Linked DNA regions of Homo sapiens: region 2 is linked to region 1. A link is a loop called in an ENCODE intact Hi-C map of the cell type or tissue named here. Cell type or tissue: PC-3. All regions are shown on one strand. Each heading gives the region's core, and the rest is flanking DNA. Links, peaks and the distances in the headings are about the cores only. Region 1 has its middle 110 kb from the start of ARHGAP42. Region 2 holds the start of LOC124902737 (a long non-coding RNA gene).

Region 1 (15,932 bases), core at 4,335-12,334:
TACCAAAATACACACTTAAAAATGCCTCTCGCCTGTAATCCCAGCACTTTGGGAGGCCGAGGCGGGCAAATCACGAGGTCAGGAGATCGAGACCATACTGGCTAACGAGGTGAAACCCCGTCTCTATTAAAAGTACAAAAAATTAGCCAGGCGTAGTGGCAGGCGCCTGTAGTCCCAGCTACTCGGGAGGCTGAGGCAGGAGAACGGCGTGAACCCAGGAAGTGGAGCTTGCAGTGAGCCGAGATTGCGCCACTGCACTCCAGCCTGGGCGACAGAGGGAGAGTCCGTCTCAAAAAAAAAAAAAAAAAAAAAAAGCCTCTCTCTTTATTAAATCAAAATCCCACCAATGAAGCCACATCATCATGGGGATTGGAGGGAAAAAACAAAGTCCATAGCAGGCTGTCCCTGAGGAGCCTCTCTGCTTCAGCTCTACGATGCCCTGAAAAGCCAGCTCTCTGCAGGGCACCACCTTCTCTGGGTGAATAAACTTATATCAGACTGGTTCTGATTTTGAGTGCCGTGAGGGCAATAGCCACTAATTTCTTGAAACCCAAATAATCTCCCTGAATGAGTTTTGGGAGGAGCTGCTTCTTTCCTGCTCCTGATCCTTCTCTACACAGGAAGGGAACAAAACTAGGGCCTCTCTGCACCTTCCCCAGGTTCTCAGGGGCAGGGTAGAATGAGAGCTGTACCTGCCCTCTTTCTCCATGTGTCACTTTCTTACTGCTAATGCTCAGCTTTCCCTCGAGGTTTTGCTACTTTTTCACTTACTTTTAGCTGGATTTTAAAACTTAATTTCCCTCTTGAGGTGAACCCATTCCTTTCCTATATCACGTGCAGAACTGACACTGTTTGATGAATCCTGGAGGCATAATAAATGGTAGTGATTCATTAGAAGCATCCATTTTATTTTTTTTAATTAAATGTGTAGCTGATTAATCTTGGTTAGAGTGGAGCGTATGAGAAAGACATTACATTAATAGACCACTACTAAAATCACACCACAAAGAAAGATGTTTGTAGTTTGTCACAAAGAGAGAAAACAGGACACAAAACAATATGTATGTACAGTGTGATCCCATTTTTGTAGAGATATCTACCTTGCTATCTCTAATTAGTGCCACAGTGAATGATTTTCTTTTTATCTATTTTCTACACTGCTAAATTGAACATACAAGTCTTATGCAATTTTTAACATTCAAAAGTAAAATGGTACCAACAACATTTATAATAGTTATAAATAAGTAACTCTAAACTGATCATCCTAGACAATCATTTATCAACCTCTGAGTGGGCATACAATCCTTCCTAGGTACCTGAGGGTAGGAAGGAGGCACCAGAGGCAGGGAGGAGAAATATGGGCTAGAAAGGAATGAAGGTGCTCTCGGCCCTACAGGATATCATAGTCTGAGAAACCGATGCTATACATCAGAGACCTAGAATAGTAACAGACTGTCTGCTGTGTGCCCTTTTATTCTAGTCATTCTTTATTAAGCAACATTTACTGAAGGGCCACCTGTGAGGATAAAAATTCAAATAGGATATTGTCACTGCCTTTAAGAAGCCTAAAGGAGCATTAATTCTTTCCCTCACTTTTCATACAAGATCAAGACATGGCTTGTTCTTCTCCATGTGCTTTATGTGATGGCATTTTTTCTCTATAACTCTTTTCTATAGAGCCTAACCAAGCTGCAAGATCTGGACATGTTTTAAAGAGCAACTTATTCTGGTGGAGAAATAAGAATGAAAGGGAAAGAAAATCTTTAAGACACATGTCCTAAATATCCCCAGTTCCTCCTCCTCCTCACTCACACATGTGGAAAAGTGAGAGAATAATAACATTAAGTAGCAAATATTTTTGTTTTAATTTTTTTACTTGTTCAGATATTTTATTTTTTTATTTCTGACTTTATTTTCATTTTATTTCAGATTCAGGAAGTACACGTGCAGGTTTGTTAGATGGGTATATTATCTGATGCTGAAGTTTAAGCATGTAATAATCCTGTTACCCAAATATTAAACATAGTACCCAATAGGTAGTTTTTCAACCCTTGCCCCCTTGCCTCCCTCCCCTTTTTGGAATCCCCAGAGTTTATTGTTCCCATTTTTGTATCTGTGTGACGCAGTGTTCAACTCCCACTTATTAGTAAGAATATGCAGTGTTTGGTTTTCTGTTTCTGCATTAATTTACTTAGGGTAATGGCCTTCATCTGCATGCATGTTGCTGCAAAGGACACGATTTCATCCTGTTTTATGGCTATGTAGCATTCCATGGTGTATACATGTCATATTTTCTTTATCCAATCCACCTGGGGTTGATGGACACCTGGGTTGATGCCCTGTCTTTGCTATTGTGACTAGAGCTGCAATAAACATGTGAGTTCAAGTGTCTTTTTGGTAGAACAATTTATTTTCCATTGGATATATACCTAGTAATAGGATTACTGGGTCAAATGCTAGTTCTACTTTTAGTTCTCTGAGAAATCTCCAAACTGCTTTTCACAAGGGCTGAACTAATTCAAACATTGTCTATTCATGTCTCTTATCTGCTCCTGTGGGACCCCAAAAGCTCCTCCTGTCTACTTCTGCAAATCCTCAAAGACAAGTCTAGACTCACATTTGTTCAGGAATAGGACTGCTAATGTTCCCCACTTCTGGACTCCTCCACTTCCTGTAAGTTACTTGAGGTAACTTAACTCTGTATCCACCACTGGCATGCTCTGAGGAAAACCCACTACTGAAAACGTGTGTTTGGACCAATCTTGTGTGCATTTAATTTTTAAAACTACATAAAGGACGATTTAATAGTAAAGGACATTCATGATAACCGTTTGTAAACCAAAGGGTTATTTTATATTAGACAACAAATACTCCAAGCTTCATTTATAAATTCATTCAAGCTGAATTGTATAGGAGATTTGCTCAATGTGTAGTTCATCCCGGGCTAAAAGAGCAAACTAGCAATTACAGAGAGCTGTGTAAACCTGCACATGACAGTGCAGTGGAGCTGCACCGAGACATGCTTAGGACATGCAGAATAAATGAGTGATTTGGGTGATGTTCTTTGAATGTACCCCATTAGAATATAATCCACATCTGCCAAGAAGCAGCTTTAGTATAAACATTTAGTATTTATGCATTGTATCTGCTTGCAAGAAAAAGCAGTAGAAACTGAAAATGGCAATGGTCAATTATTTATCTTTCTCCTTCTCACTCTTTCATAACATAAAAAGGTAATTCCAAAATGACATTTTCCACATAGAATTATCTCATAGACGACAATGTACACATACATACAAAATCTCCAACCTAAATGGTTTTCTCACTGGTGGCATTTCATTTCCTTATTTCTCTAGAAAACAATATGGATGGTTTTCTCTGGGGGGAAAAAAAATACACCTCCAAGCTGAAATTTTAAATCTCCAAGAACATGCAAATCCTTTGCCATAAAAATAAAATTCAAGTAAATTCAAGACCCTTCCAGGCTAGTACTGTTCCTAGAATAACATATCATATAAGTTTCTCAGTATTTGAGGTTCTAAAAAGCAACTATATTAAAACTGCTACAAATTTGAATGTGTACTAGTTATACATGCATGTACCTGGCAATTATCAAAAATGACTGAATTTAACTTTATTTTGATCACATCTGCATATGAAAGTATTGGTGCAAGACCATCAAACTGTGAACTGTAAAACAAGTGGCCAAGAATTAGTTTTATATCCTGTAGCTAACCATATACCTCCAGTCTATAAAGGAGTTGGGAGTGGCCAAGAGTTGGAGTAAGGGGTGAGAAAAGATTTTGAGAAAACTTTCATCTACCCATGGTGGGGATAAGATGCTCCTTTTTTCCCTGAAGCCCTGTAAAGAATGGCTTCTGGGCTAACTACGTTGTCTTCTTGAGTTTGGTGGCCATTGCATGTTGGTATCTTACTAATAACAGAGAAATCTAAAGAGTGAGATACTGATTGGATTACCTACAGCAGTAGAGCCTCTGGAAATATTTTCAGAGTAAGTCAACTCCCACTTACAATGGGTCAGAGTTGCAGATTTGCTATGGACCATTCGAGAGAGTGAGAGAGCGCAATTATATTTCTTTGTAACTGCACCCTCCAAGTTTTTTTATTTTAGCTTGATATTTGATAGATATACATATATACCCCTCCCATCCCCTTTCTGAGGTCCTTTCTGAGGCTCTCTTCCAGTTAGAATCTATCACATTATAATCTGAGCTTCAATTTCCCTTTAACCCCCTCTTAATTGGCTTTCCATCACTGAATTTAGTATTGGACTGGATTGGAAGACGGTGAGAGGAAAATCATTGACTCTTGCTATCCTCACCCACCGCTCCTCAAGAATGGGCATTCTCCAGCTCTTCCAGAATCATGTTCTTCTCTATGTAGTTCTGCAACTCTAACTGAACCTAATCCTTTCTCATCTCCTTACACTGCAGTTTCTATAGAGTTTCTCACCACACATATATCTTTTTACAACTATTAAAAGGTCATACCTCCAGTCCAGCAGTGTAAGGAGATGAGTGAAAGAGTTACAGAGTACAAAAGCAACTTCTACTGTTTAAGTACATTATTGTAAATATGCACAATATAATGCTATCTGGTCATTTCAAATGACATTTATGAAAACTCTGTAAAAACATGAGAAATGCTTATGGTAAAATAAAAAGTGAAAAAGCAATTTACATAACATATAGTTGTAGACCTTTTAATAGTTGTAAAAAGATATATGTGTGGTGAGAAACTGTTTAGAATAAAGCTAGCACTTGTGTTAAAATGGGGAAAGTATAAATATTCGTACTTCATTATGCATAAAAATATCTTCAGAATGATACACAAAAAATAAGTAGTTGTCTATTGGAGTTGAAGGTAAAACTGAGCAGTGGGGTACAGAAATTTACAAAAAAACTTTATACCTTGTTATTTTTTTTGAACCATGTGAATGTATTACTTATTGATATTAATATTAAATAAGGCCGGGCACAGTGGCTGACACCTATAATCTTAGCACTTTGAGAGACTAAAGCAAGCCGAGAACTTGAGCCCAGGTGTTCAAGTCCGGCCTGAGCAACATGGCGAAACCTTGTCTCTATAAAAAATACAAAATAATTAGCTGGGTGTGGTGGTGAACACCTGTAGTCCCAGCTACCAGGGAAGCTAAGGTGGGAGGATCCCCTGAGCCCAGGAGGTCGAAGCTGCTACAGTGAGCCGTGATTGTATCACTGCACTCCAACATGGGCGACAGAGTGAGACCGTGTCTTAAAAAAAGAAAGGAAAAAGAAAAGAAAATATTAAGTAAATGCATGTGTGTGTGCATGTGTAACAGAAAGGTAATACACAAAGATGTAAGAATAGTGGCTGTCAGTCTGTATTGACAAATGGTTTTTCTTCTTTCTACATGTACCAGCTAAATTGTCCTCAATGGATGTAAGTTTCTTTTATCATTTTTAAAAATGCAATGAAATATTTTTGTCCAGCTATTTTTTAACTATTGCCTTGTTAAACAAGCTATAATCAATAATTTTCCAAGAAAGGAACAGAAAACTATCATTTCTAGAGTCCCAAATTAATGTAAATAGCTGTGCCAAGGAGTTTGCATGCTTCCTGGGGCAAAATCCGCCAGAGCATCAAGACAGGATCCAAACAGCATTCTGCTTTCATGGGGCTCTTTCATGTAGTGCCTAAGACGGTGCTCCTTAAACTTTAGTGTTCACACAAATCCCTTGGGAATCTTGTTAAAATGCAGCTTCTAATTTAAGAAGTCTGGGTGAGGGCCAGGCACGGTGGCTCACGCCTGTAATCCGAGCACTTTGAGAGTCTGATGCGGGTTGATTACCTGAGGTCAGGAGTTCGAGACCAACCTGGCTAATGTAGTGAAACCCCGTCTCTACTAAAAATACAAAAATCAGCCAGGTGTGGTGGCACATGGCTGTAATCTCAGCTGCTCGGGAGGCTGAGGCAGGAGAATCACTCGAACCTGGGAGGCGTAGATTGCAGTGAACTGAGATGGCGCCACTGCACCCCAGCCTGGGCGACAGAGAAAGACTCCACCTCAAAAAGAAAAAAAAAAAAAAGAAGAAGTCTGGGTGAAGCCTGGGATTCTGCATTTCAAATGAGCTGGCAGGTGAAACGAATGCTGTTGGCCTGCAGATCACACTTTTGAGAAGCAAAGGTCTACCGCAACACGTCTCTGCTGCTTCTAGTGTAGCACAGAGTCCCCATCAGCATGAAAGGACTGTAGACCTCAGAGTGGTCCACAAACCAACTCACGCTGTAGAAATGATTAGCAATGTTATACTATTTTATTTTACTTAGTTGTCCCATTCAAAACTTGTGAGAAAAAAATAAAATTTTAATTTTAATAGATGGGACATATCAAACAAAAAGGATTTCTTATGACCTTTGAAACATCTTACTGTTTGGCATAAGCCAACTGCTTAGGATGAGCAAGTACTACTCTGCAGTTCCTCATTGGCCCAATCTGGTTTAGGTCTTTAACAGCAGTTGAGTTGAAGAAAACAACCCTTTCTTCTGGGATTAAGGTGTCCTCCTCATTTAGGACTAGAGCCAGTGAGTGAGAACACTTGGATTCTAGTCTTAGCACTGTCATTTAGGAGCAGCACGACTTTGGGCAAGTTATTATAGGCTCCTGGCTCTCAGACTCCTCATTTTTTAAGAGTAGCTCATGAGCTGGTAGCAAGAACATTCCGGCTGTAACATCTGAGGCTGATTACACTGACTGGGCAAGCTGCAGATGTCTGCCATATTTGTACTTTATCCTCAGAGCCTTGGGGAGCTACTGAAGGCTTAAAAATAGGAGAACAATACAATACAACATGAAGGGATTAACACAAGAGGATGAGAGGAAATCCCCCAGTTTGGCCAACAATTGGCCAAATGATATTTAACTATGCGCAGCTGCCAAACTTAAGTCAAATTTCACTTACGGTAACCAGCAGAAGAGAATCATTCCAAAAAGCAAGGCCAGACTTGTGTTTACTCTTCAAACAAATAATTGATTTTACAAAAAAGAAAAGAAAAGAAAAAAAAAAGCTGGGCATGGTGGCTCATGCCTGTAATCCCAACACTTTGGAAGGCCAAGGCAGGCAAATCACCTGAGGTCAGGAGTTTGAGACCAGCCTGGCCACCATGGTGAAACCCCGTCTCTACTAAAAATACAAAAATTAGCCAAGTATGGTGGCACACGTCTGTAATCCCAGCTACTCGGGAGGCTGAGGCAGGAGAATTGCTTGAGCCTGGGAGACAGAGGTTGCAGTGAGCTGAGATCGTGCCATTGCACTCCAGCCTGGGTGACAGAGCGAGACTCTCTCTCAAAAAAAAAGAAAAAAGAAAAGAAAAAAACCTTGATTAGAGGTAATTATATAATATCAGTTATTGCAAGTGTTTAAATGTTTGTATATGCTTGAATTATATTACACAGGAATTCCATATCTGTAAACCAAACTCAGGCATTTCATATGCTAAGGCCTGTGATCAAACATTAAAATCTGATTCTAATTAACACTTCCCTCTTGGAATTAATAATGACAACAATTATTTATTGAGTATCTCTTCTGTGCTGGGTGCCTTACATGCATTGTCTCGATTTACTCTCCCAGCAACTGCAATGAGATAGATATTACCATCCCCATTTTATAAATTAGAAAGCAGACTCAGGGAGTTTAATTAACTTGCCAGAGGTTATACAGGTGGCTGAGCTGGATTTTGAACTCTGGTCTATCTGACTGCTTGGCTCTTAACTTCAGGCTCACTTAAAACAGAAAGCAAGCACAGGCAAATTTGCCAGTTGTTAGTCAATCAAAAATCATGCATATTAAATATCTAGACAATCTGTAACCACCCATAAGTGTATCACATACTTGGTGAGGTGAGTCTCACTGTGAGTGACATGTCATATTTTATGGTATTTGTCTAAGAATGAATAATCTTGACTACAACCTTGCATATATTCTTAGATTGCCAGTTTTATATTCCCTTTGGATGCATATAGTTAAGATTTCAATATATATCCAAATAAATATGTTTGCTGTCATGCATAAGTAGTAGATATTGAACATCTATAAATTTACTTATTTTGTGTGTATTTAATTTCAGGATCATCTATCCATATGTGAATCTTTTTTAATTGATCATTTCTTAAAAAATAAGGTCATGGAAAGATAAATACATCTATGACTGTATTTCATAGGTACCACAGTGACATCTTGTGGGAAAAGCATGTTGAGTTGTTTCTGTGTGTTTTTGAGTATTTCAGAACTACATTTTCTATTGACAAAGAGGAAACTGTCATCTGACTGTGAATTTGAGATGTTGGCCATTAAAATATAGTCTTATACAAATTCAGGGTAATGGGTTTTTAATATCAATTTTCAATAAAATAATAAAATATTTCTGAAATATAAGTAGTCTAAATTGATGAAGTTATGAGAAACAGTCATGATAGCAAGAATGAAAGACTTTTAAATCAGTGAATTTTTAAAATAGTTGTTTCTGTTTTTAGAATGTGAATGAAATAATTTCCTCCACAGATGACCTTGGAATAATTTAATTTCAAAACAAACAGATGATGTTAGTTTTTCAACATTATGGAAACTCTTATTCCCCCCAGGATATCTTTTAAAAGTCTCAGTCAAGACTTATTAGCATAAGATTGTTTACCGAGTACAAAATAAATATCTATTGAGTGCTCACTATGTACAAAGAATTATGAAAGTCTTTAATCTTTTTTCTTAGTAAGATTTACTGGTTTGATAAACTGGCTAGAACATATTTGTTAACAAGGCTGAGGACTGATTTTATTCATGTGGGGATGAGTTTTCTTATTCTATTTCTTTGCAGGTAATATGACATCATCTTTTTAATGACCTTGTAAGTGAAACAAAAACTGAGTGCTTTTCTTTTCTACTTCTATTGTTCTATTTTCTTTTGTATTTCTTAAGCCAGAACTTTAGTACATAGATGTTTGTTGCATTGTTATCTATAATATAATGATTCTATATGCATTCACATATGTGTTATTTTACTGTTATTTTTAATACTATGAAACATTCTAAAAGGTTATATTAACTCAGGATGACAAAGCAAACATTCAAACTATTTTCCTTATATTTGATGTGTCTGCTAAGTCAGAAGAGATGTGATCATCGATTACAAAAGGGCCGCTGCCGGATACATCTATTTTATTTTCACTTACTTTATTGCTTACTTACTATGCATCAACACTAGAGGGCATCTGAGGACTGGGCTAAGTACAATGTGTTACTGTGAGTAAAACAAGCCTCTATTAAAATAACACTACAACATCTTCCATCAAAAGAGCTAATAGTGTTTGTGGCACAGATATTCAAAAATTACTTGATGATAGTTTTATAATGAACTTAGTAAATATGCATACGCTTCCTATTAGAATGTTAAATTAAAACACTCCTTTTCGATACAATGCAATAGCTAATTCTGTAATTATAATTAAATTTACAAATGCAAAGTATAGTAGTGGCAATTATGCATCAAATTGTATTTTCAGCTGCACCTGTCTATATTTTAAAAGTCGGTATGCAGTTGCAAACTACTGAACATCTGAGAATGAATACAGAATTAGCTGGGCAAGGCTATGGTCTTAATTATTATAAATACCCAGTCTGTCATTTTTTTAGCATATGTCACCCAACAATGATGTATTAAGTGCCTACTGTGTGTCAGGATACATCAGTGTTCTGGATTCACCTTCAAGGAGCTCAGCCTAGTAGAAGGGAGAGACAAGTAGACAGACAGATGAGGAAATGGGCCATAATAAACAGTGCAGTGATGGGGTGTGCACAGCAAGAGGGGGGAATCAGAACATAGAGGAAATGCTGCAGCCCTTCCAGGTAGTTTTCTTTTCCCTGGTATGTGCCTGCCTCAGACTATAAAGATAGAGGCTAAAGAATAAATGCTGACATACAAACGTGGTTTCAAATCCTGTTCCACCCTTTTACTAACTCTGTGACCTAAAGCAAGTCTTTTAGCTCCCCAACTTTGATTTCCTCTAAATGAAGCAGCAATGATAATACAGGCTACCACAGAGGATTGCTGTGCAGACCAAAGATAATGCCTACAATGCACTTAATGCAACAGCTGGCACTTAATACATGTTCACTATCATTATTACTATTATCACTTTCATGTAATGACCAACAGACCTGGAATACACTCCATGGTCCCAAGTTGGAGGCAACCAAGGTGGACACAGAGATCAGTTACTTTTATTGTTTCATGGTAGATGAGATCTGATGAAGGAGAATATGATGATCCTTTGGAAATAAAGGGATTGATGGTTACCCACAAGAACTTGGCTCCAATCTCTTCGCCATTCTAACCAGTAAATTTGTGTATTCTTTCTCATTCTGTCTCTCTCTCTCTCTCTCTCTCTCTCTGTCTCTCTCTGTTTCTCTTTCTCACTTCTCTCTGTTTCTGTCTCTCTCTCTCTATCTTTCTCTCTCATACTGTTGCAGAGTATCAGTGTGGGAGGGAATCATCATTTTTTTTTTCTTTAACAGGCATTCAGGAATGAAATGTGTTCATTTTATGTCTGTGTGCTGCTTTGGTATTTAATGCATATGTCTCTAGCATAATATCAAACTTCAGTCTCAATTTCCTGAACAATCTGTATATTTAGAAGACTGAACAATATTTCACAATAGTGTTTTTATTTTCTTAATCTTTTTTTTTAAGCATTTGCTCATAGCTGGAAAGGTGACCATAAAACCAAAACCAGATAGGAAAAACTAAGCCAAAGGAAAACCAAATTCTGATTACTAACAACTATTTAGATCGCATTTTATCAACTTATGATTCAATGATGATGAGCCATATTTTGATAAGAGAATAACATCTCAGACCAAGCTTCCCTCTCTAATATCATAGATATTTGTATCATGACAAAGGATGAAATAATCCCACACATTAGGGTGGAGAACTTATAGCTATTTTCCTTTCAGATTTAAAATTGCCTGTTTTAGTAGATCGGTATCATGTGTCCTTTGCCTTACTTAGAGAGTTACAAAATAGATTTCTCCTTCATAATCTCCTAGAGGGAAAGAACCTGTAAGAAGATCTGACCCTATTTTGCCTTCAGCTGACATATCTAGGCTATATTTGGTAAGCAGCAAAAAATCTGGAGTGATTTTTAACCTTCAACTGGTGTGAGAATGACGGACTAACTTTATTTGAAATGGAAGCCAAGTGAATATCTCAAAATTATGACGTCTTTCCTCCCTCCCCATGGTGAATACCACCCCAACCTCCTTTTTTCAAATTAAAGAGTTCTTGACACTCATCTCCCGATCAAATCCATTTATTTTCAGCTGATCTACTCCAAGTTGATCAAACAACTTCTTTGGTAAAATAAACTACTCACAAAGAGTTCATGGGTTGAGCATGAAAGAGAAGGAAAGCTGGGTAGAGAAGAAAGAAGGAGCAAGTGTTATTTGATGATTTATTCTGTTGTTTATTTTTTCCCTGTCAATACAATTGCAGCTAAGACTATGTTTCTGTCTCAGCGTATAAACTAGCTTTTCACAAGCAGCTTTATTTTAGTCATCTACATCACGAATTCATTTTTTGGCACCAGTTGAGCACACTAGCTCCTATTGAGACGAGCTACAGAGAAAGCAGGCCAGCGCTCCCTCTAACCTTGACAGTGGTTCAACTGAAATACTGTGGATGGAAATTCTACACAGATGCAGCATGTTTTTGTTCCTCCAGGGAATACCAGAGAGGGCTATGGAGTGAGTCACCTGGTGCCATTGCCTAGGAAGAAATGATCCCTGCATTACCTGCATTCTGGACCCACTACCTTGAAAGCCTTGCCTTGCTCTATAGAACAATGAGGGGACCCAGCTTCGCATGCAAACTGTTTAAGGCAGTAGTCATTGTCCTGACACTTCTGTGGTTTACTCTATGTCTCAACACTCCTTGAAGTATTTCTTTCACTCACATCACTCTTTAGACATGCCTTTGGTTTCTGAGCTTATACAATATTTTCCTATGATCAGCAGTGTATTAGTTAAGGCTCTCCAAAGAAACAAAAGCATAGGAGATAGATAGATAGATAGATACATAGATAGATAGATAGATAGATAGATAGATAGATAGATAGATAGATAGAGATCAAGTATATATATATATATACTTGATATATGTACTTGATATATATATATATAAGTATATATATACAGAGAGAGAGAGAGATGAGGAAATTTATTATAAAAATTGTCTCACACAAGAAGTCCTATGATATGCCATCTGCAAGCTGCAGAACCAGGAAAGCTAGTGGTATAATTCAGTCCAAGTCCAAAGGCCTGAGAACCAGCAGTGGAGGGGTCACTGGCTTAAGTCTGGAGTCTGATGTTTGAGGGCAGGGGGATTGATGTCTCAACTCTAGAGGAGAAAGTGAAAATTCATGCTTCCTCCACCTTTTTGCTCAATTTTGACCTTCAAGGGATTGGAAGGTACACAACCACATTGATGAGGGTGGGTGGATCTTCTTTACTTAGTCTACTGACTCAAATGCTAATCTCTTCCACGAACACCCTCACAGACACACTGAGAAATAATATTTTACCAGCTATCTGGACATCCCTTAGCCCAGTCAAATTTTCACATAAAATGAGACATCACAAGCAGGGTTGAGCTTCAGAAATTTAGAATTTCTTTCTTCAACAACAACAACAACAAAAAAGCTTCTTTTTTAGTCTTTCCAGTTGACTGAGATCTTCGAGAAAACAACTTCTAAACTTCTGTGTATAATCATCCGGCCTTTACTTAAACAGTTCTCACCTCAACCACCATTCTCCCACCAACCCACTGCCTAAGACTCCTACCTTCTTCCCTACACACCCTTAATTAAAGCCACACATCTTTCAGGCAGTGTAGCTCATCAAATATGATTGAATGCCTTCTCCATCCCAGGCTGGGCATTAAGCATTGCAGGGATGCAAAGATAATGAAAGCAGTCCCTCGCATTGATTGGTGTTCTATAGTGAATGCCTGCTTATAGAATAGGGGCACTTAATGTGGAAGCCTAAGGATGGGATTTGAGCAGACAGGATGATGACACAAGGCATGAATCTCCTGAATATGTGTGTATGTGTGTGTGTGTGTGTGTGTGTGTGTGTGTGTGTGTGCGTGTGTGATGAACATTTTTGTGGGGTGGGCAATGTCTTTCGTGGTGTATAGGAAACGCATACCACAAAACACCAGATATGTTCCCTGTCCTGTGGAATATAAGGCAGAAAGCCTTATATAGTGATGAGCAGATGGGGCAGAGTCAAAGAGATGGAAGGAAGTTTATGGTGGAGCTATCATTTAGATACTTAGTATCACAATTAATATTAAATATACCCCTTCTGCTTCCCCATTATTTTTTACTGTTGTCAGCTGTTAAAAAAACTTTAAGAAAAACATCTAACATAAACAAAATTTTATTTTTACATACAAAATATTTTTAAGAGCATATAATTAAAAGCATTAACATTTTCTTATGCCTGGTGGCTTTTTAAAAAAAAAGTTTTATAATGTCATTACAGTTTTACCTATTCCTGAACAAAGATGATTCAAATAGCACTCCCTGACAGATAGTACCTCATCAAAGCACCTCAGATAACTGTGGCAAAATGAAGGATACATACAGCATCAGAACCTTAAATAATCAAAAAATCATATAACTTTATTATATCCCATTTAGAAGGACAGAAATAATATAGTTATTGAAACCCTAATTCCCTCAGGAGAAACAAAAAGATGAATCAAGAATTACCTGTGTTTTGAGGCTGTTTTTCTAGTTTCATTTCAACTAGCAAAGTTAGGTGGTAACATGCTTTTTTGTTTTGAGCCAAAATTGTCGTTTTAGTTGGACTGACCCAGAGGCAAAGGGTTGGACTCTTACAGAGGCACTGGGTTTGCACAGGGCACCATTCCTGGTATTGTGTGGAACTCCAGCCGGACCTGCTGACTGGTTCAGGGGTCTCCTGCCCAGAACACTTCCTTAAATGTGAAACTGAGACACAAAAGTGGAACTACTTGCCAGTCAAGCATATTACCACATCACATTGCTTTGCACAGCCTCCTTATGAACCAAATGTTTGCTTACTGCCGGGACATGTGAGACAGAGCATCCTGGAGGAGTCACAGTTGGAACTGAGGCTTGAAGCAGTTCCAGCTTTCGGAGGACAGTGAATGTTTCCTCACCACATCCTGTTTATGACTTTGCGGAAGGCCCCCACCAACCTCATGAGGGTCCTTTTACCATGTGGCATTGAGCCTGCATTCCCCCCAGGACATCAAGTTCTATGACCCCGCTAATGCCTCCCATTCCGGCAATCTTAACATGCCTAAAACTAATCAAAATGCCAGCCTTTGTGATTCTCTCTTCTCTTTCCTTACTGCTATGTGCTCCCTCTCTCCTGAATTTTCTCTTCATTGCCTTTTATCTTTCCTAAGTTTTCCCCCTGTGAGTCTGCAAAACCATCTTTCATTGTAAACAAAATTCCCAACACCCTCCCAAACATGGCACAAAATGTGGTCTTCTCCCCCAACATCTGATTTATTCCTAGACCCACTATATCCTGGGAGACATTAAGCAACTTCACTTCCCTCACCATGTTGCCCAAACTCTATGGCATTTCATCAGCCATTCTTCCAGCACTTTCATCGTTCCAGCCACCTAGCTTCTCCACGATGGTGACTCTGTAAAGTCCCAGTCTTGGATCAACCCACCTACTTGTCTTCTCTACTCTTACATTTACTGAATATGGTTGCAGAAAAGTCATCCACCTGTTCAGGCGAGCACCATTACGATATCAAGTCTCTCCAAGTGTCAAACTTGACCATTTTCTCAAGCTCCCTTTTTCCCTTTTTTTCTTCTTCCTCTTTCAAGCTTCCTTTTAGGTTAATCTGACCTTCTAGTACACTAAGAAAAATCCAGGCTATAAGATTTATATGCCCTCAATTACTTGTAGCTGCATTGTAGTATGTTGGTATCAGAACCTCACATTCACCTCCAAAAGGGTATCCTTTTTGCTCTAGACTAACCTGTTTCCCTGTACTCTGATCTTCCCTTCTATCTCCTAAGAGGTGGCTTCATTATGTATATTCTCCCCTTTCTCCTATAGCTATGGCCATTCCCTCTCAACTGGCTCTTTTATGCCAACCCATGAATATATTCTATTCTCCAATTCTGTGGAGGAACCACGCAATTCTTATTAATTGTATATGATTCTCCCTCTAGATGTCATCCATTTTATCCCTTGAAATAGAGCTTCTTGAAAGAATAGATTTACACTTTATTGCTTCCATATCCTAACTCCTTTTCACCCCTTAGCCTATAGCAAACCATATCCTATCCCCAGAACCCCACTGACACTGCCCTCAGTGAGATCATCAATCATCTTCCAGGTGCTAAGCACAGAAGGCTTTTCTCAGTCATCTTCCTCAGCCTCTCCATGCCTTATGACTCTGTTAACCTTTCCCTCCCTTTACCTCTCTTGGCTTCCTTGATGTTGCTCTATCCTTACTTGATACCTTCTCTCTGGCTGATCTTTTCCAATTTCCTTCAAGGACTACTCTCTTTCTACTCACCCCTTAAATGTTGGTGTTCCCCAGGTCAGTGGCTCCCAATCTTTTTTACTTTGTAGTGTACATAGATAATGAAACTATTTATATAACATTCAGGGATAAACTGGACACTCCTTGGTGATATCTAAAGGGTGCCGGGTTAAAAGAAAAAGGAATTACCTTCATTTTATATTGTATTATTTATGGTAGGAAAAATAAAATAGAAAGAACTAGAAAAGTTTTTAAATGTTAAATTTGTTTGAAATTCCCAAATATTTTTTAATCTTTTTATTCTTGAAATGGCT
Region 2 (15,932 bases), core at 4,201-12,200, 860 kb after region 1:
TTTGGTGATATTGAACCTTCCTATACTTGGATATTTATATCTTTCTCCGTGTTTGGAACATTTTCTGTTAGTATTTACTTGAATAAGTTTCTACCTCTTTGTCATTTTCAAGTCTCTCTTGAACTTCAGTGACCCTTATATTTGCTCTTTTGATGTTGTCCCTTAGGACCTGTAAGCTTTGTTTCTTTTCATTCTTTTTAATTTTTTCTCCTCTATTTTCAATTAGTTTATCTTTGAGCTTGCTGATTCTTCCTTCTGCTTGATCAATTGTGTTGTTGAGACCTTCTATTGTATTTTTGAGTTCATTAATCACATTTTTCAGCTTTAGGCTTTCTGTTTGATTTTTAAGTTTTTTTTTCAATATCTTTGTTAAAGTTATCTGATAAATATCTGAATTGCTTTTCTGTGTTATTCTGAAATTCACTGGGTTTCCCCAAAACTACTATTTTAAATTCTTGATCTGAGAGGTTACACATTGCCATCCTATTAGGGTCAGTCATTGGTTTCTTATTTTGTTAATTTTTGAGGCCACAGTTTCCTGTTTGCTCTTGCTTATTTTGGATGTATTTTTATGTCTTTGCACTGAAGTATTAGGTATTTATTCCAGGCTTCTCTGTCTGTCTTGCTTTGTGTTGATCTTTCTAGAGTATATATGTCTAAAGGTCCTAGGCAGACTGTTAAGGTGCCTTATCTCAAGATTGCTGACTCCTTCTCAGCACTAGATGGTGCCCTAAGCTAATCTTTGCTCTAGCTCTTTCACAGGTTCTGAGTTTTGCATAGTGCCTATTTTTGGATGGGCCTGGGGGTGGGATCCAAAGTGGATACATGGCTGTCTGGGAAGGCTGGCGAAGGTTTGTGCCCAAAGCAGTCATGGATAATGCCTCCTATAGCATGATCCTGCTGAAGAGCCTTTCTGATTTATGCCTCCCTAGGTAGAAATGAAGAGCAGCCACCAGATTTTGCATGCTGACTGCTGCTAGCCTCACCTCCACTTTTTGTCTCTGGCTGACCTAAGGAGTTTTTACCCTACAGGCACTTGCAATGATTCCCTTGGGTTAAGGCAGGAATGTTTTTCCTTCTAAGGAACCCAGGATGGTGGAGAAGCCAGCTGTCTGCCTTGATCTCAGTTTTTCCATTGTAGAGGCTACACTTTTTCAGTGTAGAAAGAAGTCTAGGGGCAGTTTTCCATGTGGTGCCTGGCAGCTTGCTGGAGGGGCATCAAGGTTAAAGAAATTCATTTCCCCTACCTTCTGCTCCTGGTTTTTCACTTCTCTGAGGCTCTAGGGATTGTCGCAGCCTCAGTTTTAAGTTTTGGAATATTCCGGGTGATAATCTTGGCACTAGATAGTTGTTTTTGCTTTTCTATGAGGGAGAGTGAAGCCAGATTGCTCCTACTCTGCCATTTTGATGCCATCAGTGAATCCATTTTAAATTTTCACTGAATCATCTGCTGGTGGTGATTAAAGAAGAAACTTCAGTGTTTGACATGTTAACAAAAGGCAGCTAAGTGGTTGCAAAGGTCACATGGCAGAGTCAACAAATCAGCAGCTATTGCTAGGGAAGAATGAGGGCAAGAGCAGTCTCAGGGTTTCTTTTTCTCTTTGAGCTCAGCACACAGTCTTGCAGAGAAGCAACCTTTCTTCCCCTCATATTTCTTGAATTGTGTAGTGGTTGTTATTCTTTTTCATCTTCTGGCTGCTACTTCATTTTTGAGTTTTATTTTGACATAAAAGAGGCACTGCTCCACGCTTCAGTTTTTGTTTTCTTCTTTTTTCTCCACTTTAATCTACATTCTCCTTCTGCCTCTTGGCTCTCACCCATCTTTCATTTGGAGAGTATCAGCAGGAATCAGCCAGAGGGATAGTTTGCTGTATATAGAATTGGCCTCTTCAAGCTGTAGACAGACTTTCCCAGAATGTCATTTCAATGTCAGACAGGTCTTCAGGGCAGCAACACAGTACCTGGAAGGATGGGATGGCCATAAAAATGTGCCAATCAGATCTCTTGCTTCGGGGAGCATAACTGATTGGTAGCCTCAGCTGCTCTTCTTCTAGCTCTTCCCTGCTCATTTGTTTGTGCCAAAAGCATGCCTCCCATGAATTCCTTCCAGCTAACAAATGAGCATAGTGGGGATACTGGCCTCACAGATGCAGGCCTATTCCTGTAAAACACAGGACTCTTGTTTTGGTGACTTTACTTGAGAATTTCCATATGGCTAAAACCTTGTTAGAACTGTGCTGCAGCTTGGAACTCTTATTACTTAATCCCCCTTAATTTCTCCTTTGGAAGCCCCAAAGATGTTTAAATGCTGAGAAAGATTGAAAATGGCTGAGAAAACTTGGGACCCTAAAAAATGAGATGGGGGCAACTGGATGGATTTCCTGAGGATATTGACTCTGCACACTCCTCCCCATGCTGACCATTCTCAGAGCTTTCAGCAGTTAACAACCCTTCCCTAGTAAGAACTACGCTACCCTCTTGGTAGAAGATAAAGCAGTGAATCAAGAAGAATCCCACTCAAGAGCTGCCTCTACTTCCTCTCCTGCATTCCACACTGATAACTATGATTCCAGCTGAAGATGTGCTGGGCCAGATAAGGGAAGGAAGAAATTATATACTAGAGAAACTATGAATTTTAGCTAGCTTATACTTGTATTGGAATTTTAGTGATATTTGATGGAGGGTACTGGAATGTAAGAGTGGACAAGCAAAAATTCATTGACTTGGGGGAACTTTCTCGACACGGAATTTAACATTCTTGTGAGGACCCCTGGGGATAGGGTAAACTCACCTCTAGGGTGGCTATTAGAAGCCTGGAGCATTGTGGAGGTAAATTGCAGGCTCCTTCCTGTGAGAAATGCAATTTTGCCTGGAGTATTTCAACAGGCACCCTCAGCTGATGTGTTTGCCGTTGGCCTGGCTGACACTTTCTTAGAAACACACTGCAGTTTGCTGCAGGTTGAATTGCCTTCCACTGAGTCATCCTTCTTTTCCCCTCTTTCACAGCTGTCTGACTCCGCCCACTCTTTGAATTTCCCTCTTCTTTTTTTTTTTTTTTTTTTTGGTTTGTTTGGTTTTTTTGAGACGGAGTCTCGCTCTGTCGCCCAGGCTGGAGTGCAGTGGCACAATCTCGGCTCACTGCAAGCTCCGCCTCCCGGGTTCACGCCATTCTCCTGCCTCAGCCTCCCGAGTAGCTGGGACTACAGGTGCCCACCACCATGCCCAGCTAATTTTTTTGTATTTTTAGTAGAGATGGTGTTTCACCGTGTTAGCCAGGATGGTCTCGATCTCCTGACCTCGTGATCCGCCTGCCTTGGCCTCCCAAAGTGCTGGGATTACAGGCGTGAGCCACCGTGCCCAGCCTGAATTTCCCTCTTCTTTATCCTATTGGGGTATTTCCCCCAATAAATCTCTTGTATGTAACATCTCATCTTGGTGTCTGCTTTTAAGAGGAATCCAAATTAACATAGGGGAACATTCTGGTATTAGTCTATGAGGGGAAAAGCCAGAAAGAGGTAGAAACTCCATAAAAACTTGTTTTTCTTGAGAAATTATTTTCCCTGGATTTTTCCCCCAAAATCTCCAGTAAACAAGCAATGAGTTGTTTGTCCCCAAGCTATCCTTACACCCTCAGACTTAGAATTCTATTTCCCAAGGCTACTCCCCTTCACAGGAGAATATAAATTACAACACTCATACAGCAGAGATTGAAGAGCATGAGCTCCAATTTAGACTTCTGAGGCCAGAGGGCTCTGATTCTATCCTCAGAGTTCTCATTCCAAGTCAGTTTTAAGCTGATAATTATGGAAACAAAAGGAAGCTTGCTGATCACAGTCCTGTGTGGTCTGTCTGTGCGCAATGTGTCTCAATCCCTCCCTTTACTTTCATACTTAATAATGTTATCTGTTACCCATTAGGGAGCCATAAGATCTATTCCCACATAGGACCCATCCCAGATGAATCCTTGTGTGGTTCTGATTAGGTTTCAGGCTCCACCCAGCCCAGAGATTTTGTAATTTGACAGGAAGAGCTGCCTTGGGGTTTGATAGAAATACCTGGAAGTGAGAGCCCACCTTGTGCCAATTTCCTTCCATTTGAGTGAAATTACTTTTACTTCGCCACTTTCACTTTCACCTTCACCAAACACACCCTCACTTTTGAACAAGACTCACCTGGTTGATATTGGCTGCCTTCCCTGAGGCTCCTATATTGTGAATTTTTACAAATATTCTTCTGCATCCCTCCTCACCTGTGAGTAGTTTGTGCACCTACTTGCAAACGTTCATTTGCTGTGTGAAGTGCGCGTTACTTTGATATGTCTTTCCCAAAACGTGTGTCATAGAACATCGATTCCTTGAGATGTTAATAATTGTCCTGCAAAAATGGCTTCAGTCAAATAAATTTAGAGAAGTCTGTGTTTAAAAATACATATGTATAGGAACACATAAAACATTTTGACTTTAAGACTTCTCAGGGTCTTTAAGGTGATCAAGAGTGTGGTGAATCTTCAAGAGGGAGATAAAGTATGTAATAACTTCCAAAATTATTTACCACAAAATTCATAGAGTCCATTCTTATTTTTGCAGTAACTTCACAGCTGATGCCTCAGGGACTGGCATGCACAAAATTCAGGGCTGCATGTGAGAAGGGTGTGGGGTGCCTTCCCCTGATAAGGAGTCTCTGCTGAAATAAGACTGATCCCTGTTGCCCCTCCAAGGAGCTTCCTGCAGCAAGAGCCATTGAGACTGCAAATGATTTGATTTTAACGTCCTGGATGCTTCTATGGCAACATAAAGGTGTTTAATGCTAGTCCCTGCCTTCAACTTTAAACACTGCCAGACCCAGACTCTGAGATGTGCAGTTAATTATTTTAGTTCCTTTTCTTCCCGGATTCAATTGGGTTCCATCAAAAACACAAAGCTCATCATGGCTGAGAAAAACAGGTCACAGTTGGAATTCATTTGGCAATAGAGGATATTGGATTATGTCCCTGAATATCTGTTTTGAAAACACTAAAACTTCCAAGCTTTTGCTAAACAAACTGTTCCTGTTTATGTGACACACCATAAGCCATGGGTCCTGACTGTACTTCTGTTCGAAGGCCTCCAAAATTGTAGTTTATATTCAAATCTATCGCACATCAAAATCCAAATTTGAGAAGACTCCAGGATACATATACATTCGGTGCTATGGTCTAAACATAACCTGAATTGCTTTAGAATGAACATTTTTGTCAATTACTCTCTGGAGTTAGGGACTCCTTTCCATGTAGATCACCTGACAAACCCAAGCAGGAAATACAGCCTAAGTCAAATTGAAAAGATTTAAGTGCTTGGCTAATACAGCAAATCCTAGGGATCTAGGATTCAGGGGACATTCCCTTATTGGTGGTTTTCTTACAATCTTGAGGCTCAGTCTGATGGTTGGACATAATTGAATGTTTAAATACTCCAGGGCTAACTCAATGAGCCTGGGAATATAAAGAGAACTGCTGTTGCACTGTGGAATATTCAGTTATTACATGCAATTTCTTTAAAAGTTCCCATGCATTTTCTTTACCACTGAGGATTTACTTCAATATTTATTTTTATTTATATATTTATTACTCCCTTCCACTGAAGATCTGAGGGCATAGATTTATTCCAAGAATATGAGCTCTTTCCAAATATACAAGACTAGTTTTCTATTCATTTGTTGTTCATTCTGCATTGGTTCCCCAAAAGTGAACCACATTGCTATTCCTATAGGGATAGGACATTGCAACTCCCTCTTTCCACTTAGTAATTTTTTTCCTGGAGAAGGATGACAGTGTCTACGAGGGAGGCCTGTTTGTTGTGGCATGTGGCATAACAGGGAGAAGGTCCATAAAGGGAGGAGTGATGGAAGGTGTGGTTAAGAAGGGATAAGGGGAAATGAGGACAGAATTAATGAGCATGTTAGGAACAAGAAGATGTCGGGAAACTCTGTGTATTTGACTTTCTGAAGTTCACAGTTTCAACACATGCGTTTGGCTTGGTTTAACTACATGGAGCTTTGATAATGCTCTTTTCCTAAGGGAAACACTGACACTTCAGGCTTGCAGAGACAAGCACAGTCTAGCTCAAGCTTGTCCAACCCACAGCCCACTGGCCACATGTGGCCCAGGATGCCTTTGCAGCCCAATGCAAATTTGTAAACTTTCTTAAAACATGAGATTTTTTTTTGCAATTTTTTTAGCTCATCAGCTACTGTTAGTGTTAGTGTATTCTGTGTGGAGCCCAAGACATTTCTTCTTCCAATGTGGCCCAGGGAAGCCAGAAGTTGGACACTCCTGCTCCAGCTGAATGCTTTTTGCAGGATCTTTTTTTTTTAAATGTCCAAAGGAAATAAAATAAAAAGCCCAGAATATTTTGTAAGACAAAAAATATATTACTGTAGTTGGAAGCCATGACCTAGGAAGGGGTGGGGGTCATGAGCAGGGCACCGGCTAGGGATCTGGTCACAGTAGCAAAGGTCTATCACTTGGCATGGGAGGTTTGGATAGGCAGAGAAGAAAGTCTCTCTATAAGGATGAGGTAGTCTTTTTACCCTTCAACACTTTTTAAATCACCTTACAGGAGGGAAGAATTTGAATTATGCATTGGAAAGTTGCATTCTTTAATATGGTCTCCTCATTTCTATGAATTGAGATGTTTTCTATGATTCTCCTTATTCTGTAGCAATAGAGGAAATCACTCCCTTATCTGTACTGCATCTTTGTAGCATTTGTGCATAGATCTGTTATCACAATTACCACCCTATTTGATTACTTATCTATCTTCTGTATTAAATGATTCTTGGAAGGACAGGGAGCATGCCACATTCTTCTCACTTGCTCGGTGCCCAGCATGGTGCCAAGTATTTAACAAGAACTAAAATAATGTTTTTGGACTTAATTGAAGGTGGCCACAGTGGGAGTGGGGAGAGATATGAAAGGTATAAAATCTACCTTGTTTTCAGAATCAGAAGGAAATTAAGGACGAGTTATTGGAATCATTAAGCTTCATTTTCCACCTGCAGCCACAAATCTGTTAACTACAGTTAAATTTGCACAGACATGCAAACATTAACCACATACCCTTCCTCCATTATAGCTCAGGCTGAAAACCAAGGCTCTATCATAGTTCACAGCCTGACCAAGCCAATCTGAGTTTGTACCAGCCACCAGCTGCTCCTCGTCCTTGTCAGACAGAAAAATAGATACATGACCTATAGCTGTCACAAATTACAGTGCTCATGCTACCCAGAATAGTACAAGCTGTTCTTTCTTTTCTCAACAGTCAATCAACCTAGATGTAGAAAACCCATTAGGGCATCTTTGCTGTGCTTTCCCCTGCCTCCTTCATCCTCTCATTGCATCCCCGCATGAAGAGCTCTAGGCTGAACTATTTCTTTTGCTAAGTTAATTAAGGCAGGGGACAGCCACTGCTGCTGGTGGGAGGCAGTTACACACATGAGCAGACTTTATCATTAATGTCTTCCCCTTAAACTGTTTCATACTCAATTTTCCTGGCTCAGTTTCATTTATTACTCATAATTAGAGCCAGCTCCTACTTACTCAATTCAGCAGGTACTTTTGAAGCGTTTATGGTGAGAGTAAGGCTGTGTCTGTAACCACTGGCAAGCAAAAGACACATGTAAACATCTTCTTTGCTTGATTTTCAGCATGCTCACTCCTGACACATACAAGCAGGGCAGCTCAAAACCGTGGCAGGATGGGTAGCTGGGGAATGTGCACATCACTTTGTTGCTGTTGGGGGTATTTAAGCAGGGGCTGCACTCGCACATTCAACCACTGTTTATTAAGTGCTTCCTGTGGACAGAAGTCCTTGTGTTGTCCACTGTTTAATAGGTCCAGCAAGGTGGCTGGATGAGAATTTAGGATGATGGTGGTGGTGGTGGTGGTTTGGGGACGGGGTTAGAAATCACTCTATGGCAGTTTAAACTCTGATTCTTCTGGTAGGGCTGGGCAAAGCTGCTTCTTCACAGACTAATCCTCTCTTCCTAAAAAAGAAAATTAAAGTTATTCAAAGCCAGACAGCAGGGACTATTGTGTGTCCTCCCAGGTCTCATTTAGTCATTGAAAAAACATTTTCTAGTGAGTTCAAAAAAATTACTTAAAGCCGGTTTCAAAGATACTAAGTTACCTGTATCCATAAAGCTCAGCTCCCTGTTTGCTTATAGGAAAATTTTTTTACTGATCTAAATTTTGTGGAAAGAAGATGCAGGAGCATTATGACCTGAGAAGTTTGGGACCTCTCGCCTGGACCTTTTCCTTTAGGCAAGAAAGGTGAGCCCCTTGGGCTTGCATGATTACATCTACAGGAAGGGACAATGGCACCCTCTGCTGGCTTACCTAGGTCAAGATGCTTTTTGCTTCTATCCTTCATTGGCAAATTGAAAGACAAATTGTTCTTTACCTACCTTCACTGCTGATAGACAGGAGCAACTTGACCTGACTTTGAAAATTACTTCAACACTCTTCCTCTTGAGAGAGCCTCTTCTTTTGCAATTACTCTACATGCTTGCATACATAAAGTACTGGCCTTGGTCTTAAAAGCGCTGGGTTTAGAATCCTGGTCTTCAGCAAGAACAATGATTGCTACTTCTCTTCTCTAAGATGCAAGATGGGGACTACTGTGAAAATTAAATTAGCAAATGTGTTAAGATAGAACATGACGTGCACCCAGAGAAAAATAAGATATATTAAAGAAGCATTGTTTAAGCATTCATCTACTTTTTTTTCACTATGAAGTACAATTTTAATAGTCAGATGGGATCCATATATATGAAAAAAGGGGTACAGTGATTATTATCAAATCTTTTTGTCTTCTCCACAAGGTACTGAGTCAAATGCTCTGCAAGGAAAAATAAAGAAATGCTATACATTTATCAGAACCTTCTGTATCCATCTTTGATCAGTTGCAGTGCTTATGCTCCAAGGTTTTCTTGCTAAAGAGCTAGTGTTTGTTTTAACCTATGTGATGAGGAAATATAAGAGAATTCAGAATAAACCAGCAACAAAACCGAGAGTCTCACCAGAACAGACCACTCTTTGTATGCTAGCTTTATGTTTTTGTGTCTTTGTAACCAAAAAAAAAAAAAAAAAATCAGTCTTTTTGTGTGTGTGAACTCTGGACATGGCAGTGCAAAATGGGCTCTCTCTCCATGACCTGAGCTTCTGTAGCCCTCTGCCCGTCGCAGCTCCTCTGAGTGACTGGCTTTCCTAGTGAGCTGTGATAGTGTGTGGAGTGAGTTGTTTTTCTTCTCAGAGTGGGAAATAAGTCCTTCCATTTTTGCAATGCTATAACATACGGATGCAACACCATTAAATGTGTGTAAATCATCCTCCATCCACAAACGTCAAACACAGTCAGGCGAATTAAGGCATTTTAACTCCAATACCTACTTCTTGCACTTTACTGTTATTTCCAAAAAGTTCTTACTTAAATCTTGATTCTACCACATATTAGCTATCTAACTTTGAGCCAGTTATTTGATCTGACTGAACTTGAATGTTGTCATCTCTGATAGAACAATATCTACACATAGGGTTGTCATATTCAATGAGATGAAGTAGATTGAAGACCTAGCACAGAATCTGCCATTTATGTCTGTTTAATAGATGACAGTTGTCATTGATTAATATTACTAAATCTTCTACAAGAATTAGGACTTTTACATAGTAAAAATTAAAAATAATGTTATTTATTAAAAATCTATTTTTAGATATATTTATGTTATATTTGAATATATTTATTTGCAAAACTCAAATATTGCAGCATCTCACTCACTGCTGGGGGAGATGACATGAAGGAATGACTTGTGTATGGCCCATGTGCAAGTCAAGGCCATAATTGCATTGGCTCTATGAATGGTCTTCAGGGCCCCATCTCCAATGCCATAGTTATGAGCAGGGTTATTAGAGGCTACCAGTTACTCATAAAACCAGTCTGTGTCACAGTGCTCCAGGCCTCCTGGCAGGCTGCTCCAGAGCTGGAGCACAAGCTGCTCCCTGCTGGCTGCTCCTTGCCTTGGAGACGGCCAACTGGCTAGCTATATGCATAAGCCTGAAACTGGACCCCTTCCTTACACCATACATGAAAATCAATTCAAGATGCATTAAAGACTTAAATGTAAAACCCAAAACTATAAAAAACCCAGGAAGACAACCTAGGCAATACCATTCTGGGTGTAGGCATGGGCAAAGATTTCATGATGAACATGCCAAAAGCAATTGCAACGAAAGCAAAAATTGATAAATGGGATCTAATTAAGCTAAAGAACTTCAGCACAGCAAAATAAACTATCAACAGAGTAAACAGACAACCTACAGAATGGGAGAAAACTTTTGCAAACTGTGCATCTGACAAAGGTCTAATATCCAGCATTTATAAGGAACTTAAGTTTACAAGAAAAAAACAACCCCACTAAAACGTGGGCAAAGGACATAAACAGGAACCCTCTCAAAGGAAGACATGCATGTGGCCAACAAACATATGAAAAAAAGCTCAATGTTACTGATTAGTAGGGAAATGCAAATCAAAACCACAATGAGATGCCATCTCACACCAGTCAGAATGGCTAATTATTAAAAAGTCAAAAAAATAACAGATGCTGGTGAGGTTGTGGAGAAAAAGGAACACTTACCTTCTGTTGGTGGGAGTATAAATTAGTTCGACCATTGTGGAAGACAATGTGGCCATTTATAAAAGACCTAAAGACAGAAAAACCATTTGACCCTGCAATCCCATTATTGGATATATACCCAAAGGAATATAAATTTTTCTGTTATAAAGACACATGCACACATATGTTCATTGCAGCTGTATTCACAATAGCAAAGACATAGAATCAACCCAAATGCCAGTCAATGATAGACTGGATAAAGAAAATGTGGTACATATACACCATGGAATACTATGCAGCCATAAAAAAGAAAGAGAATGTCTTTTGCAGGGACATAGATGGAGCTGGAAGCCATTATCCTTAGCAACTAATGCAGAAAACAACACACCAAATACCGCATGTTCTCACTTATAAGTGGGAGCTAAGTGATGGAACACAGGGACATATAGAGGGGAGCCGATTTGAGGGTGGAGGGTGGGAGGAGGGAGAGGGTCAGTAAAAATAATTAATGGATACTAGGCTTAATACCTGGGTGATGAAATAATCCATACAACAACCTCCATGACCCAACTTTACCTATGTAACAAACCAACACATGTACCCTTGAACTTAATAAAAGTTAAAAAAAAAAATTTCACGCATCACCCCTTCTCCACCACAGAGTAGTGCTAGAGAGTGAAGTGGGCACTATGGCTTAAACTGGCTGTGGCCTGATTCAGTCACAAACCACAGTTGGTTTGCGCTGAAACGCCGGCTCAGGTTAGTCAATTTCAAAAAGAAAAATGAAGAGATTTTAGAAACTCCTTTTTGAAATCAGTGTTCATTTGGGCCTATAATTTCCTGAGGCAAGCCCTATGCTAATTTTATTGCCGTTTCTTTACATAAATAGGTGGGAGGATGAAGGAGTGGAAGCTTCCAGGGAAACACCAGGTAGCCTGGTACACTGTCAACACTGGCTTCTAATAGGTATTTAGAAAACCCTGAGGTTAGCATCAGTTTTTCTAGGCGCAAAAGAGCCCACGTGAAGGAAATTATGGGGAAAGAGTGGGAGAAAGGAGGAGGCGAGAGATTCAGCTACAAGCTAGCAGGAAGGAGGAAGGCTTGTGGGGAGGGTAGGCTGGTGTTGGAGATAGTGTCAACTGGATAGTGTGTTCCAGTTCAGCTCCGGCCATTTGTCAGAGTGAAAGTCTGCACGGCATGTCACAATGTGGGTTTTGACCCGACCCAGCCGGTTCTGATGCTCCCAATATCACAAGAAACTGCCGTTCAGGAGATGATGGCAAAGTGAGATGAAGAAAGGAAGGTCTTAGCTCTAGAAGTGAGGGTAGGAACAGGCCCCGCAGACAGCCAGCCAGAGAACAATGCTGCTTTCGCTGTCTTCAAAATCCTGCTCGGTCTTCCTTTTCCACTCAGCGTAAAAGCCACAGTCTCCCTGTGGCTCTCATGGCCGTCCATGCTCTGGCCCTTCTTGTGGCCTCTCTGACCTCATCTCCTCCTGCTGTCCCCCTCCTTCCCTCCAACGCCCCTCTCCTCCTCGCTGTTCCACAACCCCCACCAAGACATGCCCATGCATCCGAGTCTTTGTACTCAGGTTCACCCAGCCTAGAATGTTCTTCCTACGTATCTGCTTGTTCCCTCCTCTAGCTCCTTTAGATCTTTTATCGGGTGGCCTTTCCTGACCACCCGATTTAAAACCGCAACTCCTTTACCTCTAATTATTTTGCTTATAGTCTGTCTTTGCCTTCCTGAATACAAATTCCATGGGGAGGCAGAGGTTTTCCCTGTTGTCTTCATCACTCAGAACAGCTGCTGCACATGTTAGGCACTCAGAGCGTATTTGTTTTTCAACAAATGAATCTTGGACTTGCAATTCTCAGTACCACATCTCTGATGGGGCACACATGCTCCAGGAAGTCTTCAGTCCTGAGCACATGGGGCTCTCACAGAAGTATCAAGGAAGGGGCTCCAGTCCATTGGGGACTAGGAATGCTTCAGGAGTGTTTAAGATTCAGCAATAGACCCCTGGCAGTTTACGGGATCGTAACCCAGCCGACTTTGAGGAATAGGCATAAGACTAGGGCACCAATGACTAAGCCCCTACCATCAAGACCATGGAAGTGTCAGAAAATAAAGCCCAGTTGAAGCCGTGTCCCCACCAGGGACAGCAGCCACATATAGAAGAAAAGACCAGTGTGAAGTTTGGAGGCAAAATTTAGCACCTAGATTAACCAAGAGTTATAGACAAGAACAGGTGTGTTTGTCTTGTCGTGGCTTTGGGCCAGAGCTCCCTATTTCCCACTCTGCTATCCATCTGCCCCCCATTTCCCCAAGACTGGTCTGCTATCTGCCTGCCCCCCATCTCCCCAAGACTGGTCTGTTCATGTCTCAGCTTTGTCTTTAATAGCCCAGATGCATAACCGAAGGCTTGTCCTGGGATTATTTTACAGCACAAATCTCATCTCAAAATTGAGTTGGGCCTCTAGGGCAGACCTGATGCAGATGTATAAGGCAAGGTATTAGCCCAGTTCCTGACAGGGATGCTCAATTTTAAGACCCTCAAAGAAAAAGCACTTCATATACATTTTCTTGTTTAACCATCACTCAATCTCATCAAATAGGTTATTCTTAAACAGCTGAGGACAGTGGGTCTCAGAAAGGCTCAACATTTGCCCAAGTTCATCTGGGAGGTGATAAGTGGCAGCTGGTAGGTTTTGCTCCAGCTATGACTCTGGAGCTGTGTCCATTTCCTTGAACCACTTTGCCACATGACATCAGCAGCAGTGGCAGGGGGTGGGTGCTTCCCGCCTACTTCTTCAGAGGCCTTGTCACCAGCCTGCCTGAACTGTGTCAGTGTGACCTCTCAATCTGGAATACTGTGTATTTTGGCCAGCAGTCAGCTGTACAGGAAACAAAGAGAACCCAAGTCAAGCCAGGTTGGTGTGTTCTTTCTGGCAGTCTGTAAGGAGATCCCTGTGCCAGCCAGCCAGAGATAGCTCCCCTATCACTGGAGATCATGTCCCACACTAAGTCTCAAAGCTGACTAAGCCTGGAGAAGGCTACTGAGACATCTATGTCACAACATTCAGCCAGAAAGTCTTGAAATGGTCCCTTGGGAGTTTTTCTCTACCTAAGGCCTATTCCACCTTTTCTCTTCCAGGCTGTGGCTACCAGCCCCTCTGGGGTTGCAAGTCGCACCAAACAAAGGATTCATTCAACAAATGTATTCATTCAGTAAATATTTTTGAGTACCCAATATGCGCTAGAATGCCTGAAAGTGACTGTGAACTAATTCCTTGGGTTATGAATCTCTAAAGTTTGTGCAGGGTCATTTTTTTGTGGCAGTAGGAATGTGAGTACTGTGAACAAGGCCAGCTAAGGGAAAATTAGTCATTCATGCTGCTGGCTGCCTATTCTCGAGGCTGCCCTTGGCCCTTACATTTCCCATAGCTATCGAATACATTCCTGCTGCCCCTCAGGCCAAGGATACTGCTATGGTATTCTCAGTTACAACACAGCCTAACAAAATGACCCCATATTCTGGATATTTTCTTAGACCCTCATTGAAAGTTATTGATTCTGGGTCTCATTCTTTAGAGGTCCTGATAAATTCTGTCAGGTTAATATTAATAACTGTTTCATGTATAACCCTCATTAAAATTTCATTTCAAAGAAGCATATTATAACTTCACTTAAAGGAAGGACAACTAGTGGGCAATTTGAAGGGCCTAGCTGCCTCATAAGATGGGGAGGTGGGCCTGGGATATCTCTGTAACCAAATGATGTAATTTAGTTTAATGGAGTCAGCAGCCACCTATAAAAGCAGCCATGTCCCCAGCGGACAAAGATGTCACCTGGTTTAACCCCATGTAACCCAAAAATTCCTTGATTTCAAGAGGATACAATGCATTTCCTCTACAGACTCAAAAAAAAAAAAAAAAAAAAAAAAAAAAAACCATACAATTTCTCAAAATCTCAAAGTTCCAAAAGAAAATTCCAAAATTACAAAGTACCAAAAAATTTGCCACCAAACAACGTTTTAGAATTCTGATGCAATCTGTGACTACAAGGAATACTGTTCCTGGTGCTGTGCATTGGGTGTGGAGTGGATGCTGTTAGCATTCCTCCAAGATCCCTTTTCAGTGTGTCCGTCCATGAAGACTGTGTGGTTTTGCTTCTAAATACCTGCACCTGCTGCTTTCTCTGGAAGCCTACACTTGGGCTACCGGAGCCTTTGCTGAAAGTGCCTGAGAGTATACGTCCTCCTGAGGCAGCCCTTAGCCAATGACTGGTAGAAAATGGAAAATGAAAGTCCAGCTCAGAGAATTCCTGTGCAGGATCTGTTTGAAGTTACCCTTAGCAGGATTTTGCCTGAATTGCACAATTGCTTGGTTTTCTCCTTCCTTGTCCTGCCTTCCCTACCACTTTCAGTTTTTTCTTGGGAGCGTTTCTTCGTGAATTGATTGCACGTGAATCTTGTTCTAGGGTCTCCTTCTGACATCGTTGTCCCAAGGAATGGAAGTAACAATGCTTCAGTCTCAGTGCAGGCTTCCCCAAAATGTATGCTACTTCCAAACAGAAGCATCTTTGACCTGAAATTCCAGCCCACCCACCCCCTTCCAAATACATACCTAGATGCTTCTCCTGGGGGCTTTCACAGCATTTAATAGGCTGTATGTCTGGCTCAGAACTCTTTGAGAGCATAAACTGTTTTAGTTATTATTTGAATTTTAAGTGAAATGATTTGTGATCCCAAAATTATTTGTGAAATGACTGTGAACCAGTCTCAATCAATTTAGAAAGTTTATTTTACTAAGGTTGAGGACATGCCCATGACACAGTCTCAGGAGGTCCTGACCACATGTGCCCAAGGTGGTTATGTTACAGCAGGTAGTCACACAGACATGAGCAGGGCAGGTGAAGGTCCCCCTCAACCAGGAATGTCAGGCAACCATCAGGTGCTGGGCAGTTATTAAACTGTCTCTAAAATAATTGGTTGCAGCCAGCACCAGGGAAAGGCAGTCTTCCTATAAACAGAAACACCTGAAACTGGTAATCAGCAGCTTCCTGACAAGATCTCAGGAGTTGGGGGAATGGGCTCAAGCATGCACATTAAGAGGCAAAAACATACGGAATTTAACTGGTGTCTCACCTTCTAGGGACATTTGACTGGTAAGGGAAGAACGCCTCAAGTGAGCATGCATACACCTCCAGTAAACACACTGCACATGTGTTCCCTCCCAAGTGCTAGCAGGCTGCTGTGCATGTGGACAGCCCACCCCAAGGGA

What was found. Peaks named below come from ENCODE experiments on the same cell type or tissue, not always from the same donor. Only the 100,000 strongest peaks of a DNase experiment are listed, where the experiment ranks them.
Region 2: a loop joins it to region 1, with 29 times the contacts of the local background. A loop is called at or near these places in 5 of 110 quality-filtered maps.

Annotation. Positions count from the first base shown.
Region 1 is chr11:100,567,348-100,583,279 of GRCh38, forward strand. No RefSeq gene overlaps it. Among named protein-coding and RNA genes, the nearest start is that of ARHGAP42, 110 kb to the right of the region's middle. In PC-3, for the core only: CTCF peaks have their summits at 8,231 (motif pointing left) and 9,268 (motif pointing right); DNase peaks (open chromatin) are centred at 7,914, 8,234, 9,264 and 11,854; H3K4me3 peaks cover 372 bases.
Region 2 is chr11:101,428,361-101,444,292 of GRCh38, forward strand. LOC124902737 (a long non-coding RNA gene) reads right to left here and starts at 10,708. Exons shown (of 3, transcript XR_007062861.1): 1 at 10,669-10,708; 2 at 8,443-8,655; 3 at 6,366-8,022. In PC-3, for the core only: CTCF peaks have their summits at 8,366 (motif pointing left), 8,565 and 11,315; a DNase peak (open chromatin) is centred at 8,361.